2 separate regions of the Homo sapiens genome follow, and region 2 is linked to region 1. Evidence: read pairs that join two places in POLR2A ChIA-PET (ENCODE). Cell type or tissue: IMR-90. All regions are shown on one strand. Each heading gives the region's core, and the rest is flanking DNA. Links, peaks and the distances in the headings are about the cores only.

Evidence for each region. ChIA-PET counts read pairs that join two places held together with the same protein. Peaks named below come from ENCODE experiments on the same cell type or tissue, not always from the same donor. Only the 100,000 strongest peaks of a DNase experiment are listed, where the experiment ranks them.
Region 2: POLR2A ChIA-PET joins it to region 1 with 6 read pairs; 5 of 35 experiments call an interaction of 5 or more read pairs at or near these places.

Annotation. Positions count from the first base shown.
Region 1 is chr12:95,596,979-95,605,498 of GRCh38, reverse strand. No RefSeq gene overlaps it. Among named protein-coding and RNA genes, the nearest start is that of USP44, 50 kb to the right of the region's middle. In IMR-90, for the core only: no CTCF peak of the experiment used is centred there; a DNase peak (open chromatin) is centred at 3,618; H3K27ac peaks cover 1,182 bases.
Region 2 is chr12:95,533,492-95,542,011 of GRCh38, reverse strand. USP44 (ubiquitin specific peptidase 44) reads left to right here. Exons shown (of 6, transcript NM_032147.5): 2 at 7,686-8,520. The coding sequence starts at 7,756. Among named protein-coding and RNA genes, the nearest start is that of USP44, 14 kb to the left of the region's middle. In IMR-90, for the core only: no CTCF peak of the experiment used is centred there; no DNase peak of the experiment used is centred there.

The DNA.
Region 1 (8,520 bases), core at 2,174-4,673:
AGAGAACGGATATCAGAGGCCAATTAGCAGGTTCTATAGACCACCTTTCTGGCCACCCAAGAATCAATGCATACCCTTCTGAGACATAAGAACACATTCATCTCCTTCCCAAGGAAACCAATCCAAAGTCCTACCCAGTTACCTCGCAGAGTCCAAGACCTCTCCATCGAGTTTGGATGTGGTTCCTTTTGGAGAAGTGACTCATCTACTAAACATCCACTCTCCACTTCTGTGACAAAGACAGGATAACCACAAGTAAAACTCCAGGTCAGACAAGGGAAGAATGGGAAACATACAGCTGTCACTCATCCTCAGCAACTGTAAAATCCTAATGAGCAGAAGCTGCAAAGATTCCCTGTCCTGGCAGAGAGTAAGTTCCTTGGTTGACCCACATGATCACCCCCAATTCTGTTGTCTGGGAGGATCTTTTGTGTCCATTATTCTCTATAGCAGCATCTGGGTCAGTATTGGAAACTACATCCTTCTTATTTTATTTATTTTTTAGAGACAGAGTCTTGTTCTGTCACCCAGGCTGGAGTGCAGTGGTGCCATCTCGGCTCACTGTAACATGTGCCTCCCGGGTTCAAGAGATTCTCCTGTCTCAGCCTCCTGAGTAGCTGGGATTACAGGTGCCTGCCACCATGCCCAGTTAATTTTTTCATTTTTAGTAGAGACGGGGTTTCACCATGTTGGTCAGGCTGGTCTCAAACTCCTGACCTCGTGATCTGCCCGCCTTGGCCTCCCAAAGTGCTGGGATTACAGGCGTGAGCCACTGCGCCTGGCAGACTTCCTCATTTTTAAAGTCAGTTTGAGTTGCACATTCCATTAACTGCATCGACATCAAGCTTTTATTAAGTAACTACTGCTGGGCACAGTGGCTCACGCCTGTAATCCCAGCCCTTTGGGAAGCTGAGGCAAGCAGATTACTCGAGCTCAGGCATTTGAGACTAGCCTGGGCAATATGACAAAACACTGTCTCTATAAAAAATATAAAAACTAGCCAGGTGTGGTGGCACAAGCCCGTGGTCCCAGCTATTCGGGAGGCTGAAGTGGGAGGATTTCTTGAGCCAAGGAGGTCGAGGCTACAGTGAGCCAAGATCACACCACTGCACTTCAGCCTGGGCAACAGAATAAGATCCTATCTCAAAAAAATAAAAACATAACTACTGTGTCAGGGACAATATTAGGCACAGAGAATATAAAAATGAAGAAGACAGCCAATTGGCTCAACATAGAGTTTTTATTCCAAAGGAAGACATGAATACCTAAAGAAATAATTATGATATATGCTATAATCAAGACAGGTGTAATGTGAGCCTAATAGAAGAAGCATTCCTTCTGCCTTTCTGGGACATTGAATCTGTTTCCCATCATAGATTCCTCAAGGGCAGAGAATCAAATCATTTTCTTCTTCTCATTCTCAATATTTGGCATAATTCCTTACACACAGCTGCTCAATAATAATATAGTATACTTATCAAAAGGATCAATTTTACTAAGTTCTCTAATGTGCTTGTTGATTTTTAGAGGATAAAGTTGAGTCCAAATGCAACGCATAATTTCATCAATATTTCCACCTAGTTTGCCAGAAGTCTCCAGCCCTATCTAGTATGTATGTGTGTATTTGGTGTACCTCCAAAATATGTTTAACATAACTTAAAATATAAAATACAGATAAAATTTAAACTGAAAATCACTTATCAAAGTGAAAAGACAAAATCAAAGTGAAAAGACAAAATTAAAGTAAAAAGGAGGAAAGGGAAGAAGTAGGAAGAAGGAGACATTCCGAAACATCTTAGAAAATCTTAAAGCGGATGATGCCAGTGGGCTTTGTAAAGATAAAAATGCTTAATTACAAAGCTTGGAGTGAGAGACAAACTAAAAATGAAACTACTGATTGTCTGTGCTTAAAGCGTCCTTTTCACTTCTCCCAACACACCCAACAGAAAATAGCTTAAGCTCAGTGGATTCATCCATCATATCGTCAGTAGATCTTAAAATCAACAGGCATTCCTAAAGAGATACATGGGCCACAGTTCCTTCATTTCAGTTATTTCCTTGGGTCCTGTATTCCTAATATTTTGGGACAGAGTGAAGCAACAACTCTATTCCCTGAACTAAAACTTCCCAGTAGGTCACAATACATTTTTTTGAAAGATTTGGATGGAGAATCTTGTCAGACAAGGCACCACCTGCCTGGATTAAGGAAACCACTCTCGCCTCTAAAAAATTCTCACCTTCCAAAAAATTACCAAATTATATGAAAACCTGTTCTAAAGTTTCAACAACTGTGATTTACATTTCTAAGAAGGAAGCTATTTTTAAGGTTGCATACATTTTTCTTAAAGACTACGTTGCTGTTAATGATGACTCTTGGATTGCAAATGAGACAAACACAACTTAAATGCGCTAAAGTAAAAAAGTAAATGAATATCTTAGAAGTTCAAATATAGCTGTATCCAGGGGTCAGACCAACATTGGCACTTCTCATCTTCTCTGTTTCCACTCGGCTCCCATGTGTTAGTTTTCTATTTATTTATTTATTTATTTATTTATTTATTTATTTATTTATTTTTGATACGGAGTCTCACTGTGTCGCCCAGGCTGGAATTGCAGTGGCGCGATCTCAGCTCATAGCAAGCTCCGCCTCCTGGGTTCACGCCATTCTCCTGTCTCAGCCTCCCGTGTAGCTGGGACTACAGGTGCCCACCACCACGCCCGGCTAATTTTTTGTATTTTTAGTAGAGACGGGGTTTCACTGTATTAGCCAGGATGGTCTCAATCTCCTGAACTCATGATCCACCCGCCTCAGCCTCCCAAAGTGCTGGGATTACAGGCATGAGCCACTGCGCCCAGCCTAGTTTTCTCTTAATATAAGGCAGACTCCATGTGGCTTAGGACAATTACTATGTGTGGTTGCATGCTGCATTCTAATGTAGCATCTTCTGCAGAGGAATCTTCCACCATCATCCATCTATCAGTTCAGCCAAGTCTCTGATTGGCCCTGCTTGGATCAATTGCCAACCTGAACCAATACCGGTGTCCAGACGAAGAAGTTACCATGACTGGTCAAGCCTGGATCATGTGCTGTTACTATAGTGAAATAAGTGAAGCCTGGGAATTGTAGCCCATCAGAATCACAGGATGTAGAGGAAAGACACTTCTGAAGAGAAAGGATGCTGAACAAAAAACAAAAAAAGACCCACTACGTAGGAAAGCACAGAGTCATGATCTCTGGGGTAAATCATATTACCCCAGAAAGTGTTTAGGCAAATGTTTAAGGGGCCTGTGACAATGAGTGCTTTTCCAATTGGAGTGGGTTGAGGGGTGAGTTGGAAAAACAGTGGCCTTCTGCCCTAGAACTAGTAACCTTGCACCATGGGAATTTGTGTTGCGTGAACCTTACAGTCTGCCTGCCCCATAGATCAACGCTTCTATTTTGTTGTTGCGTCAGGTAACATGTTTAGCTCCTAGATAGTCTATCATCTGCAAGAAAGGAGAGGTGGGCCCTAAAAGGCATGCAGTTCTTTTCAACAGCATTTTTTGAAATCCTAGGAAGATGGGAGTTATGGCATATGCTCCAGTGAGCCTGTTAAGATTACTCATGATGACTCTAGGCTATGTTTGGAACTCCTTCTAAACTGAATAAACAGATGGCCAGCAGTGGCTAAACCTGAAAGTAGTTTGAAAAATGCTGAGAATCAATTACTTTAATGCTCTCCGAGCTTAAAGGTCCTTCAAAAATGACTGGACAATATTTATTAGGAAACATGTTCCTTCTGGAATAAATTCAGCTCAAGAACAGATGTGCTGCAATATTCTGAGACATGAATTCAACGTGATGTAAAAAAGAATTATTGGCTTTACATCCCTATCACAGAAGTCTTGAGGCATAGTTAATTGATGATGATTACTTCAGGAATATTCTGAGCCAAGACTCCACCAAAAAAGAAAAGTATTTTTCTCATTAACTTCCTAATAGCACATGTTATTCACAAGAAATTCACAGGAATGGGCATGCTATATCTTGGAAAAAGAGACCAATTTGGGAATATGCTTGAGCCAGAAACAGCAAAATGGGTCGGAAAGGCAAGTTTCAGAGTTTTGAATCCTAGAAACTATGCCAATAAGATTTTCTGAGGGCCAAAAAGGACAGCGAATCTGCCAGTCCAGCTGTGAGAACACAGCTGTGAGATTTCTGAAGGAAATGATGGAGGAGAAGGCAAGCTCATAAAGTGGACACATCACCAAGCTGGGAGCAGTATTAACACACTGTAGGATGGAAATCAGCACCTAAAATACCGATTTAAAATGATTCTGGCGAGTTAGAGACTTAATCTAAAGGGGAGAAAAAGACAATAAATTTCAACAAGCCTAGTCACAAGTTAGTATCAAATAAGAAGATACAGGACCAGTATCAGGTTGTGGGCAGAAGTTGAGCAGCAATGGAACAACACAGACTACACTCTAATAGGTTATAAGAGGTAGAGATTAACTTGTCCAACTAATTCACTTTACAGGTGAAAAAAAGAAAGCCTCGCCCAGAGAGAGTGTTTCAATTATTTCTGGGTATTTCACAAATTACTCCAAAAAATACTGTCTTAAAGAAATGATTTGTTCACAATTCTTCAATTTGTGCAGGGCTTGGCAAGGAGAGCTTGTCACTGCTCCACATGGCAGCAGCTGGGATGGCGCAACTATGACTAGACAATCTACTTCCAAGATGGCCTCATTCATAGCCAGGCCAGTGGGTGCTAGCTGTCCGTTGGAAGATCGGCTGAGGCTGTTGGCCAGGGACTTTGTTCTCCACCACATGGCTTCTCCGTGTGGCTAGGTTGGGCTCGTGGAGAGGCCATGTGGAGGACAACTGCTCACAGCATGGCGGTCTTAGGATGGACATATTACATGGCAGCTGGCTTCCCCGAGAAAGCTGCTAGGTCTTCTTAAGGCTTAAGCCTTCCTCTGTGTTCTGTTGGTTAAAGCAGGCCTCACGGCCAGCCCAGATTCAAGAGAAGACTGCAGAGGGTTATGAATATCAGGAGATGTGGTTCAATCTGCTGCAGAGGGGATATGACTTGTGCAAAGTTAATTATATGCTACTGTCAATTACAGGAAAATTTTATAATAAAAATTATTTTCTTTAAAAAAAGGAGAAAAAGGAAAGTCAGCAGAAATAGTAAAAATAATCCTATTACAAGGAACATGATCAAATCTCAGCTTCACAATGTAAAAGAAACCTGGAAATCTTGGAGATAAGGTAGAAGAGAGAAATGATTATGACTGAAAGATAGGAAAAGAAAACAGAATGAATTATTATTATTATTTTTATTTTTTTGACGACAGAGCAAGACTCTGTTGTCCAGGCTGGAGTGCAGTGGCACAATCCTGGCTCACTGCCAACTTTGTCTCCCTGGTTCTAGTGATCCTCCCACCTCAGCCTCCGCGTAGCTGGAACTACAGGCCTGCACTACCTCGCCCAGCTAATTTTCTGTATTTTAGTAGAGATGGGGTCTCACTATGTTGCGCAGGCTGGTCTCAAACTCCTGAGCTCATGCAATCTGCCCACCTCAGCCTCCCAAAGTGCTAGGATTACAGGCATGAGCCACTGCACCTGGCTGAAAATTTTTTAAAAAGTAAAATTGTATAGCCTGGCATGGTAGTGCATGCCTATAGTCCCAGCTATGTAGGAGGCTGAGGGGGGAGGATCACTTGAGCCTGGGACTTGGAGGATGCAGTGAGCTGAGATCACACCACTACATTCCAGCCTGGCAACAGAGCAAAACCCTGTCCCCATCTTCAAAATAATAATAATAATAATAATAATAATAATAAAATAAAATTGTATAGCCTGTAGAGTGACTTAATAATTAAGTGAATTAAAAATTAAGTCACTGGAAAGTAACTTAATAATGATCCTCAAAGCCTGTAGATGAATATTCACTATCAATTCCTATTCTCTAAGAACAGAAATTGATTATATAAGATTTAGGTTGAAAGAATTTCCTGGAAAAAATGATAGATCAGAAAGAGGAGAATATAAAACTTTCTTTCTAAAAATCTGTAAGAGGCTAGGCACAGTGACTCACACCTGTAATCCCAGCACTTTGGGAGGCCAAGGCGGGAGAATCACTTCAGCCCAGGAGTTTGAGACCAACCTGGCCAACATGGTGAAATTCTGTCTCTACTAAAAATACAAAATTTAGCCTGGTGTGGTGGTGTGTGCCTGTAATTGCAGCTTCTTGGGTGGTTGAGGCGGGAGAATCACTTGAATCTGGGAGGTGCAGGTTGCAGTGAGCCAAGATCACACCGCTGCACTCCAGCATGGGCAGGCAGAGTGAGACCCTGTCTCAAAAAATAAATAAGTAAATAAAAATTAAAAAATAAAAATGCTTAAGAGAAGTTACAGTTAAATATATAGGGAAGAGGCCGGGCGCGGTGGCTCACGCCTGTAATCCCAGCACTTTGGGAGGTCGAGGCGGGTGGATCACGAGGTCAAGAGACTGAGAACATCCTGGCCAACATGGTGAAATCCCACCTCTACTAAAAATACAAAAATTAGCTGGGCATGGTAGCGGGCACCTGTAGTCCCAGCTACTTGGGAGGCTGAGGCAGGAGATCGCCTGAACCCAGGAGGCAGAGGTTGCAGTGAGCCGAGATCGTGCCACTGCACTCCAGCCTGGCAACAGAACAAGACTGTCTCTCAAAAAAAAAAAAAAAAAAAAAAAGTATATATATATATATGAAAGCATTCTCTGCCCTTCAAAGAATGGAAGCCTCCATGATGACTCTTTTATGAAGCTGTGAAGTTCCTAGAAAGTGGTGACACTATCTATAGTCAGGTGTCTACACCTGCCCACCTGCATTATTATTAATCCTTTTATGCCCTTGTCCTTGTCCCTGCCCTAAACCCCACTGAGGATTGGAGGTTCCTTGAAGGCAAAGATCATGTCTTGATCTTCTTATCTCAGAGCCTACAACTTGCTATCGACAGAGTATGTACTCAACAAATAAAGCATTTTGTTACTTTTGCCCATGGTAACTGATTAGATGCTAAGCATAATGATTAAATAATTGTCCAAGTATTTAGCTTAATTGATATTTACTGTGCATTGACTCTGTGCCAGGTACTGTGCTATATGCAATGAGATACTGTGGCCAGCAAAACAAACATAGTGTTCTTATAGTATAGTTTCAAAAAAAAAAAAAAAAGCCCCACCAACAGTGTAAAAGTGTTCCTAAACCTTTGTGGAAGACAGTGTGGCGATTCCTCAAGGATCTAGAACTAGAAATACCATTTAACCCAGCCATCCCATTATTGGGTTTATACCCAAAGGATTATAAATCATGCTGCTATAAAGACACATGCACACCTATGTTTATTGCGGCACTATTCACAGTAGCAAAGACTTGGAACCAACCCAAATGTCCATCAATGATAGACTGGATTAAGAAAATGTGGCACATATACACCATGGGATACTATGCAGCCATAAAAAATGATGAGTTTATGTCCTTTGTAGGGACATGGATGAAGCTAGAAACCATCATTCTCAGCAAACTATCGCAAGGACAAAAAACGAAACACCGCATGTTCTCACTCATAGGTGGGAATTGAACAATGAGAACATTTGGACACAGGAAGGGGAACATCACACACCGGGGCCTGTCATGGGGTTGGGGGAGGGGGAGGGATAGCATTAGGAGATATACCTAATGTAAATGACGAGTTAATGGGTGCAGCACACCAACATGGCGCATGTATACATATGTAACAAACCTGCACGTTGTACACACGTACCCTAGAACTTAAAGTATAATTTAAAAAAAAAAAAAAAAAAGCTTGTAATCCCAGCTACTTGGGCGCAATGGTTCACGCCTATAATCTCAGCACTTTGGGCAGATCACCTGAGGTCAGGAGTTCAAGACCAGCCTGGCCAACATGGTGAAACCCCGTCTCTACTAAAAATATAAAAATTACCCAGGCATGGTAGCAGGAGCCTGTAATCCCAGCTACATATATATATATAAAACATACATGTATGTGTGTGTGTATATATACATGTATATATATATATACACGTGTGTGTGTATATGTGTGTGTGTATATATATATATCTCACTATATAGTTTTTTAAGGAAAACTGTAGGATAACATAAGTGATGAAAATAGGAGGACTGGCCGGGTACGGTGGCTCACACTTGTAATCCCAGCACTTTGGGATGCTGAGGCAGGTGGATCACCTGAGGTCAGGAGCTCAAGACCAACCTGGCTAACATGGTGAAACTCCATCTCTACCAAAAATACAAAAATTAGCCAGGCGTGGTGGTGGGCGCCTGTAATCCCAGCTACTCGGGAGACTGAGGCAGGAGAATTGCTGGAACCCAGGAGGCGGAGGTGTAGTGAGCCAAGATCGTGCCATTGCACTCCAGCCCAGCCAACAACAGGGAGAATCTGTATCAAAAAAAAAAAAAAATAGGAGGACTAATTTATCTGGGGAGATTGAATAGTAAGTAATTATG
Region 2 (8,520 bases), core at 1,985-4,484, 63 kb after region 1:
CTACTTGGGAGGCTGAAGTGGGAGGATCACTTGGGCCTGCAACAACGGAAGTTGCAGTGAGCCAAGATCACACCACTGCTGTCCAGCCCGGGCAACAGAGCAAGACCCTGTCTCAAAAAAAAAAAAAAAAAAAAAAATGGAGATGATATTATTTTTGACTAAAAAGATTTTATGAAGGAGTTGGACCTTGGAGGATGAAGATGAGTTCTGGAAGTTAGCTGGGGCTGACTTTTGGCTGGCGTGCACATGACAGGTAGAAGGGTCATGAGGCAAAGATAGGTTAGAATCTGATTGTGGAGGATTTTGAAAGCAAGACTGACAAATGTATACGTTTTTATTGAAATATTTGTCAAACTATTATGAAATTTGTCACAATCAGCATTTTTTAAATGAAACGGAATATCAGCATACTTTTTTTTGTTTTGTTTTTTTGAGACAGGGTCTTGCTCTTTTGCTGAGGCTGCAGTACAGTGGCACCATCATGGCTCGCTGCAGCCTCGACCTCCCCATGCTTAGGTGATCCTCCCACCTCAGCCCCCCGAGTAGCTGGGCTTATAGGCACACGCAACTGTGCCAGGTAAATTTTGCATATTTTGTTTCACTATGTTGCGCAGGCTGCTCTTGAACTCCTGAGCTCAAGCAGTCTGCCCACTTTGGCCTCCCAAATTGCTAGGACTTTGTATTCTGAGCATGAGCCACTGTGCCCAGCCAGAATTAATTATTATTATTATTTTTTGAAACAGAGTTTCACTCTGTCGCCCAGGCTGGAGTGTAGTGGCGCCATCTCGGCTCACTGCAACCTCCGTCTCCCAGGTGCAAGCAATTCTGCCTCAGCCTCCCAAGCAGCTGGGATTACAGGCACCTGCCACCATGCCCGGCTAATTTTTTGTATTTTTAGTAGAGACGGGGTTTCACCATGTTGACCAGGCTGGTCTTGAACTCCTGACCTCGTGATCCGCCCGCCTTGGCCTCCCAAAGTGTTGGGATTACAGGCGTAAGCCACTGCGCCTGGCCAAAACAAATGTTTTAAATTGCTACTTCCGTATGGTGAGATCAGGGGGAATTTTTTTTCCTCTCCCAATTTTTGTGTAATGAATATGTTTTGCTTTCATAATGAGGAAATTAAAATTATAATTTTTTCATCAAAAAAAGAGTTAAAGGCTCAGAGCAAACTCAAAGGTTAATTTGGTGGGATAGTATGCAGGAGACAATCCAGATGATGGGAGACCAGTTTGGAGGCTACCAAAATATTGTACTCTAGGAACAATATAATAAAATCCATTAGAGTGATAGCTGTGGAAATGAAAAGTAATAGAGACTTAGTGAACAATAACCCTAAGTATACAGTAGTAAAAAAGATGGGAGGGAGAGCAGGGTGTGGTGGCTCACGCCTCTAATCCCAGCACTTTGGGAGGCTGAGGGTGGTCAGATCACCTGAGGTCAGGAGTTTGAGACCAGCCTGGCCAACACGGTGAAACCCCATCTGTACTAAAAATACAAAATTCGCCTTGCGTGGTGGCATGTGCCTGTAATCCCAGCTACTCGGGAGGCTGAGGCAGGAGAATCACTTGAACCCAGGAGGCAGAGGTTGCAGTGAGCCAAGATCACACCATTGCACTCCAGCCTGAGCAAAAACACTGAAACTTCACTCAAAAAAAAAAAAAAAAAAGATGGATGGAAGGGAGGAGTAAAGAAAATCCTTAAGATTTCTAGCCTAGGTCCTAGAATGATAATATAGTATCTGTTAGAGAAAAATACCCGATAAAAAGCTAATTTGGGAAGGTAAGTTGCGTAGGTAAGCTGACTTTGGGTTGTGCCTGAGACTGGTTCAGAAAGGTTAGGGCTAAGGGTAAAGTCTGGGTAGTTAGCTGTCTAGAACTGATGATCAAACCTCTGCTGGAACCTCTGTAGGATGAGTTCATTATCAGAAGAGGTTTGAAGAGCTACAAAAATACAACAGGAAGGTATTACACTACATGCGAAACTGTGGGTTGTAGGTTACAAAGGGCTGTAATTTGAGTTAATAGAAATTAATTTCAGAGAGTCCTCACTGTGGTGAGTATAAGCTGTTTTATGCTGTCGAACTGTAACAAGTTAAATATATTACCTGTGATATTTGATTTTGGAGTTTGATATAAACGGTTGATTAAAAATCCCTTATAAGATCATCTATTTCTCTCCTAATCATTTTAGCTTTTTGTTTAATAAGTGCTTCAATGATATACTAATTCTACATAAAATTAGCTTTCAATAAGTCAAATATAGTTATTTAACTTTAGAGATTTGCTAAAGGGAATTTTTAAAATGCATGCTCAGTCATAGGTGTGAAAAGTATGAAGAGCTTGAATGGCTTTGTTTGAACAAATTAAATGTTTTATTGTCTTTTTGCACTGAAGAATGACAAAAAAGCTTTTAGAATATTTGTAAATACATCTGTCTTTAAAAATGAAAATAGTATACTTGGTGTTTAAAAAGCCATTTCATTGGGCCGGGCGCGGTGACTCATGCCTATAATCCCAGCACTTTGGGAGGCCGAGGCGGGCAGATCACAAGGTCAGGAGATCGAGACCATCCTGGCTAACATGGTGAAACCCTGTCTCTATTACAAATACAGAAAAATTAGCTGGGTGTGGTGGCAGGCGCCTGTAGTCCCAGCTACTCAGGAGGCTGAGGCAGGAGAATGGTGTGAACCCAGGAGGCGGAGCTTGCAGTGAGCCTAGATCGCGCCACTGCACTCCAGCCTGGTTGACAGAGCAAGACTCCGTCTCAAAAAAAAAAACAAAAAAAAAAGCCATTTCATTGACAAGTCACACTGGTAAAAAAAGAAAAAAAAGCCATTTGATAGCTACTGATTTGAATTTGGAGTGTGAAACATTTTTTAAATGCATGAGAATTATAGCACAGATAGTTTTAATCCTTATAGATTTCATTTCAAGCATCCTATTTGTAAGGTGCTATTATATTGGTACAGGTAATATTTTGTCAGAATCTGCATGAGGGATATAAAAATGTTTTGTCAGGTAATACCTCTTTAAAATGAATATACTGCCAAAAATCATACATCCAATCTGCTGACGCCAGAGCGAATGCATAGCTTCACAGCGGTGGATTAGCAAATGAAAAGAGGTGCTCTGAACCCAGTAGAGGAATATAGGAAGTGTCAAGAAAATACTCCCATCCTCCTTTCTTTCCTCCAAGCTCTTAGATCTTTGTGTGATGAGACCCCTTTGGGGATACCCTAGTTACTGTCTGAGTTACTGGAGATCTCTAGGGACAGCAGCCTGGCTCTGCAGCTCCTGCTTTCCACGGTGCCCTTGCCTCTGTCGTCTACCCCTTACTGATTTCTTTCATAAGTAGACAGGGTAAGTGGGCCCCCTGAGCTAAAATATTAATCTCGTGATCCGTCATTCCACTATTCTGGTTTCACGTCTATTTTTAAAAAGATTTTATCTTTGAGAGACCCCCCCCTTTTAAAATGCAAATTCCCCTGGGAGAGGTCAGACCTTAGTTCTTAGCTAACATCTTGATTATCTGTTAGCACCTTAGTTGGGCTTAGTACACATTTGGCTGAGAAGAAGGAATCCCTGGCTAAAAGTGATCAACTAGAAGGAAACTAGCATTTATAATAATAATTTATTATTATTTTATTACTATTGGCAGCTAAGATGTACTCAGGGCCATATTATTAAGTGTCAGGAGTTGTTCTAAGTTAATTCCCTCAACAACCCTATTGGTATTATTACCACTGTTACTTTACAGATAAGAAAACTGAGGTATGTAGCACGTAATTTATGGTCACATAGTAAATCCTGTCAAGTGTTAAACTCGGGGATTTAGATTCCAGTGTGTGCTCGCTCACCGTTTTACTGTAATCCCTCTCTTCTACCATGATGTCTCAGATAGATGACATCTAATCAAGATTTCACCCTTTTCACAATTTTGTATCAAATAGAATGATGTGTTTAATTATAGATGCCACTTCCCTTTGAAGGTCAAGTACTTTGTTATTATCTAAATAGATTTTTTAGCAATAGCTTCAATGAAACAGGTACTTTTTTTGTATTCAAGGGAATTTATTTGCAGAGTAGAGAAAGGAGTAAAGAGGTTAGTGTACAATTTAGCACATACTTAACACTATCTGAGCTGTTTTTATTTAAAACATGTTATTTTTACAATTTTGAAAGTATAGATTAATAAAGAAAGTACAGTAATTTTCAGTCCCATTACCCAGAGGTAACCTCAGAATAAATGTATTCTCACCAGGCTTTTTCCTACTGATCCTTTTCTGAAAGTGTTAACTCATTCTACGTCTTTAAAATTTTGGAATGAAATGATCTTTTTTGCTGGCATTTCCTTCTTCACCTCTGCAAGGATGTTGAACTAATAATTATTTTCGGCCTGGCGTGGTGGCTCATGACTGTAATCCCAGCACTTTGGGAGGCCAAGGCAGGCAGGTCACGAGGTCGGGAGCTCAAGACTAGCCTGGCCAACATGGTGAAACCCCGTCTCTACTAAAAATACAAAAATTAGCTGGACATGGTGACGTGTGCCTGTAATCCCAGCTACTCGGGAGGCTAAGGCAGGAGAATCGCTTGAACCCAGGAGGTGGAGGTTGCAGTGAGCTAAGATAGCACCCCTGCACTCCAGCCTGGGCGACAGAGTGAGACTCTGTCTCAAAAAATAAAATAATATAAAAATTATTTTCTATGGTTTGCCAGAAACATGTTTAACTAAATTTTCTCTGTATTCATTTTATCATTTTGAATAAAAGGTAATACAGAGCCCTAGATCCTTCCCTTAACCTCCAAATTGAGTAAATTCTCTCAACTAATGTTTGTTAAGCACTAATTCTACCTCTGCCCCCTTCTTCAAAACTGCTATACTCCTGCAGCTTTAATTTCCTTATAATTTCTGGACTGCTAGTCTCTCTTAATCACTCGTCCCTTCTCCAGAGCTCTTTGTAATTCAGATCCCTCTGTAACCCACAGATCTGATCATATCATTCTCCTCTACAGATTTCTTCAGTGGCTCTGTGTTGCTCATAGGCCCTAGAAGCAAGCTTGGGGATGATTAGGGCAAGTAATTCTCTGAGTCCCAGGTACCAGCGAGTGGCCTTAGAAGGGGAGTTGCTGGTGTGTGCAGACTTCAGGTGGCCACATGCCCTTGGCCTTGCTGACTACACATTAATAGAGGAGGGTCACAGCAAGGATCCCCTAAAGTGGTTGTTTAGGTCTAGATGCAGACCATGCTACTGTGTGTTGAGAGTAGACTGTTGGTGGCAGTAAGGACAGAAGTGGAGAGACCATCTGGGAGCCTTACTGCAGTAATCCCGGTAAGACTTGATTGTAGCTTGGATCAGGCTGGTGGCAGTAGAGGCACTAAGTAAGTCAGATTCTCAGTATATTTTGGAGGTAGAGTCAATCATTTTTCCTGAAGGATTGATTTAGAGAGAGAGAGTCAAGGATGACTCTAAGGTTTCTTGCCTCAGTACAGAAAGATATGGGATAGTGGAATATATAAATCACTGATGTCTCAATTCTGCCATTAGCAACTATTGTCAAATCCTAGGTGTTCTAATAAAGTACCATATTTGACCAGATTTTAAACCTCTGGAAATTTTTAGAGAGAGGAGTAAATTTAAAATGTGCACTTAAAACGTGTGAAATGGGGGCTGGGCACGGTGGCTCACGCTTGTAATCCTAGCACTTTGGGAGGGTTAGGCGGGTAGATCACTTGAGGCCAGGAGTTCAAGACCAGCCTGGGCAACATGGTGAAACTATGTCTGTACCAAAAATACAAAAATTAGCCAGGCGTAATGGCACATGCCTGTGGTCTCAGCTACTGGGGATGCTGAGGTGCGAGAATCGCTGGAACCTGGGAGGTGGAGGTTGCAGTGAGCTGAGACTGCACCACTGCAGTCCAGCTTAGGTGACAGAACAAGACCCTATCTCAAAAAAAAAAAAAAAAAAAAAGGAAAAAAAAGGAAAGAAAGAAACATGTGAACATGTGAGATTTGGGACTGGTCAGTACCTGATACCTAAAAATTAAGGAACGAATATGAGATTTTACAAAAAGAGGTGGGAAGGAACCAAAAATCAACTGCTTTTGCAGTTTTCTTAAGGCCTGGAGGTGGCACTTGCAGGTACCGTTGAAATTCACAGTTTCAACTGCCCTAAAAATTTAATGCCTTGGTCATGATACATAGGGTGTTTTTAGTGTTCCGTAACTAGGTCTCCACCCAAACCCTGAAATTTGTCTTTGATTTGTATTAAATCAATGAAAAAAGTGTTTGTGATCACGGCTTTTTAAATAAGATTTCTGTTCATTACATGTAAATAACTTACAGCAGAAGTGTTCCTGACTTTAACTGATAAAGGAACAAGTTCTGTGTCAAAAATCACATAAGCTTTTTTAAAAAAATAAGCTTATAATTTCAGATAGGTTTAGGCCTGCTAGAATGTAATAAAAGCTTATTGCCACCCACTTCATATTCTTCCTTTTTTTCTCTTTATTTCCTTGTATGTTTCTGAGAATATTCAAATACAAAAGCACATTCTCCTCTTCTGTCTTTCTCTTTCCCTAAAGCCAACTGTCAAGTCTGTTCGGCCTCAGAGTATGTTATAGAGCCATGAATTAAAGGTAATTATTGATTTACCAAATGGAAAAAAATAAGTTTAATGGTAATATGATTTATTTAAATAGGGTAATAAGATTCGTTCACTATAGATACAATTAAAACTACCATTTACCATGTGTCAGATAAATATTATCTCTCAGTTCTTCAACAACTCAATTGAAGTTGGTATGATTTTCCCTCTTTTACAGATGGTTTAGAGAAGTTAAAACATTTGCTCAAAATCATACATTTAACAGTGTGTGGCAAAGGTACAATTCAAACCTATGTTTTTCTGCCTTAAAACTCACCTTTTCATCTTTGATTATGTTTTATTAACTCCACATAAGGCTCATAATGTTTATAAATATTAGTGAGATATATTTGGGTCTTGCCAACCCCTGTCATTAAGAAAAGGGGCCAGGCACAGTGGTTCACGCCTGTAATCCCAGCACTTTGGGAGGCCAAGGCGGGTAGATGACCCGAGCTCAGGAGTTCAAGACCAGCCTGGGCAACATGACGAAACCTTGTCTCTAGTAAAAATACGAAAAACAGATTAGCTGAATGTGGTGGTGCACTCCTATAATCCCAGCTACCCGGGAGGCTGAGGCACAGCAATCACGTGAGCCCAGGAGGCAGGGGTTGCAGTGAGCTGAGATCGCACCACTGCACTCCAGCCTGGGCCACAGAGCAAGACTCTGTCTCAAAAAAAAAAAAAAAAGGGAATGCAGTTTTGGAAACTGCCCTCAGACTACTGGGTAAAAAAGGATAGATCTTAAGCTATTTCAGTGGAAAGTGATTACTACCCATTTTTCACCACTAGATGGTGGCAGAAAGTTAAAAACAAAAGCTAAAGGCGCCTCATTAGAGAAAGTGAAGTGTCTGTGCTTTCAGAGCAAGGTGGATGTGAGGTTAGGGAAGTTTAGAGAAAGGGAAATGGGAGAACTGCCAATGGTATTATGATAAGCAGCCTAGAAATTGGGAGCAGAGGACACAAATCTTTATTATTCTTGGGAAAAAATATGAAAAATATTAGCATCTTGTTATTAACACTTGACATTGTTCTGTTTAGTTTTCAGATGCTTCAAGTGTTGTGAACAGAGACTTGTTTGGATTATGCATTTCTCAGCTAGACTAAATAAATGCTAGCAATGGATACGTGCAAACATGTTGGGCAGCTGCAGCTTGCTCAAGACCATTCCAGCCTCAACCCTCAGAAATGGCACTGTGTGGACTGCAACACGACCGAGTCCATTTGGGCTTGCCTTAGCTGCTCCCATGTTGCCTGTGGAAGATATATTGAAGAGCATGCACTCAAGCACTTTCAAGAAAGCAGTCATCCTGTTGCATTGGAGGTGAATGAGATGTACGTTTTTTGTTACCTTTGTGATGATTATGTTCTGAATGATAACACAACTGGAGACCTGAAGTTACTACGACGTACATTAAGTGCCATCAAAAGTCAAAATTATCACTGCACAACTCGTAGTGGGAGGTTTTTACGGTCCATGGGTACAGGTGATGATTCTTATTTCTTACATGACGGTGCCCAATCTCTGCTTCAAAGTGAAGATCAACTGTATACTGCTCTTTGGCACAGGAGAAGGATACTAATGGGTAAAATCTTTCGAACATGGTTTGAACAATCACCCATTGGAAGAAAAAAGCAAGAAGAACCATTTCAGGAAAAAATAGTAGTAAAAAGAGAAGTAAAGAAAAGACGGCAGGAATTGGAGTATCAAGTTAAAGCAGAATTGGAAAGTATGCCTCCAAGAAAGAGTTTACGTTTACAAGGGCTCGCTCAGTCGACCATAATAGAAATAGTTTCTGTTCAGGTGCCAGCACAAACGCCAGCATCACCAGCAAAAGATAAAGTACTCTCTACCTCAGAAAATGAAATATCTCAA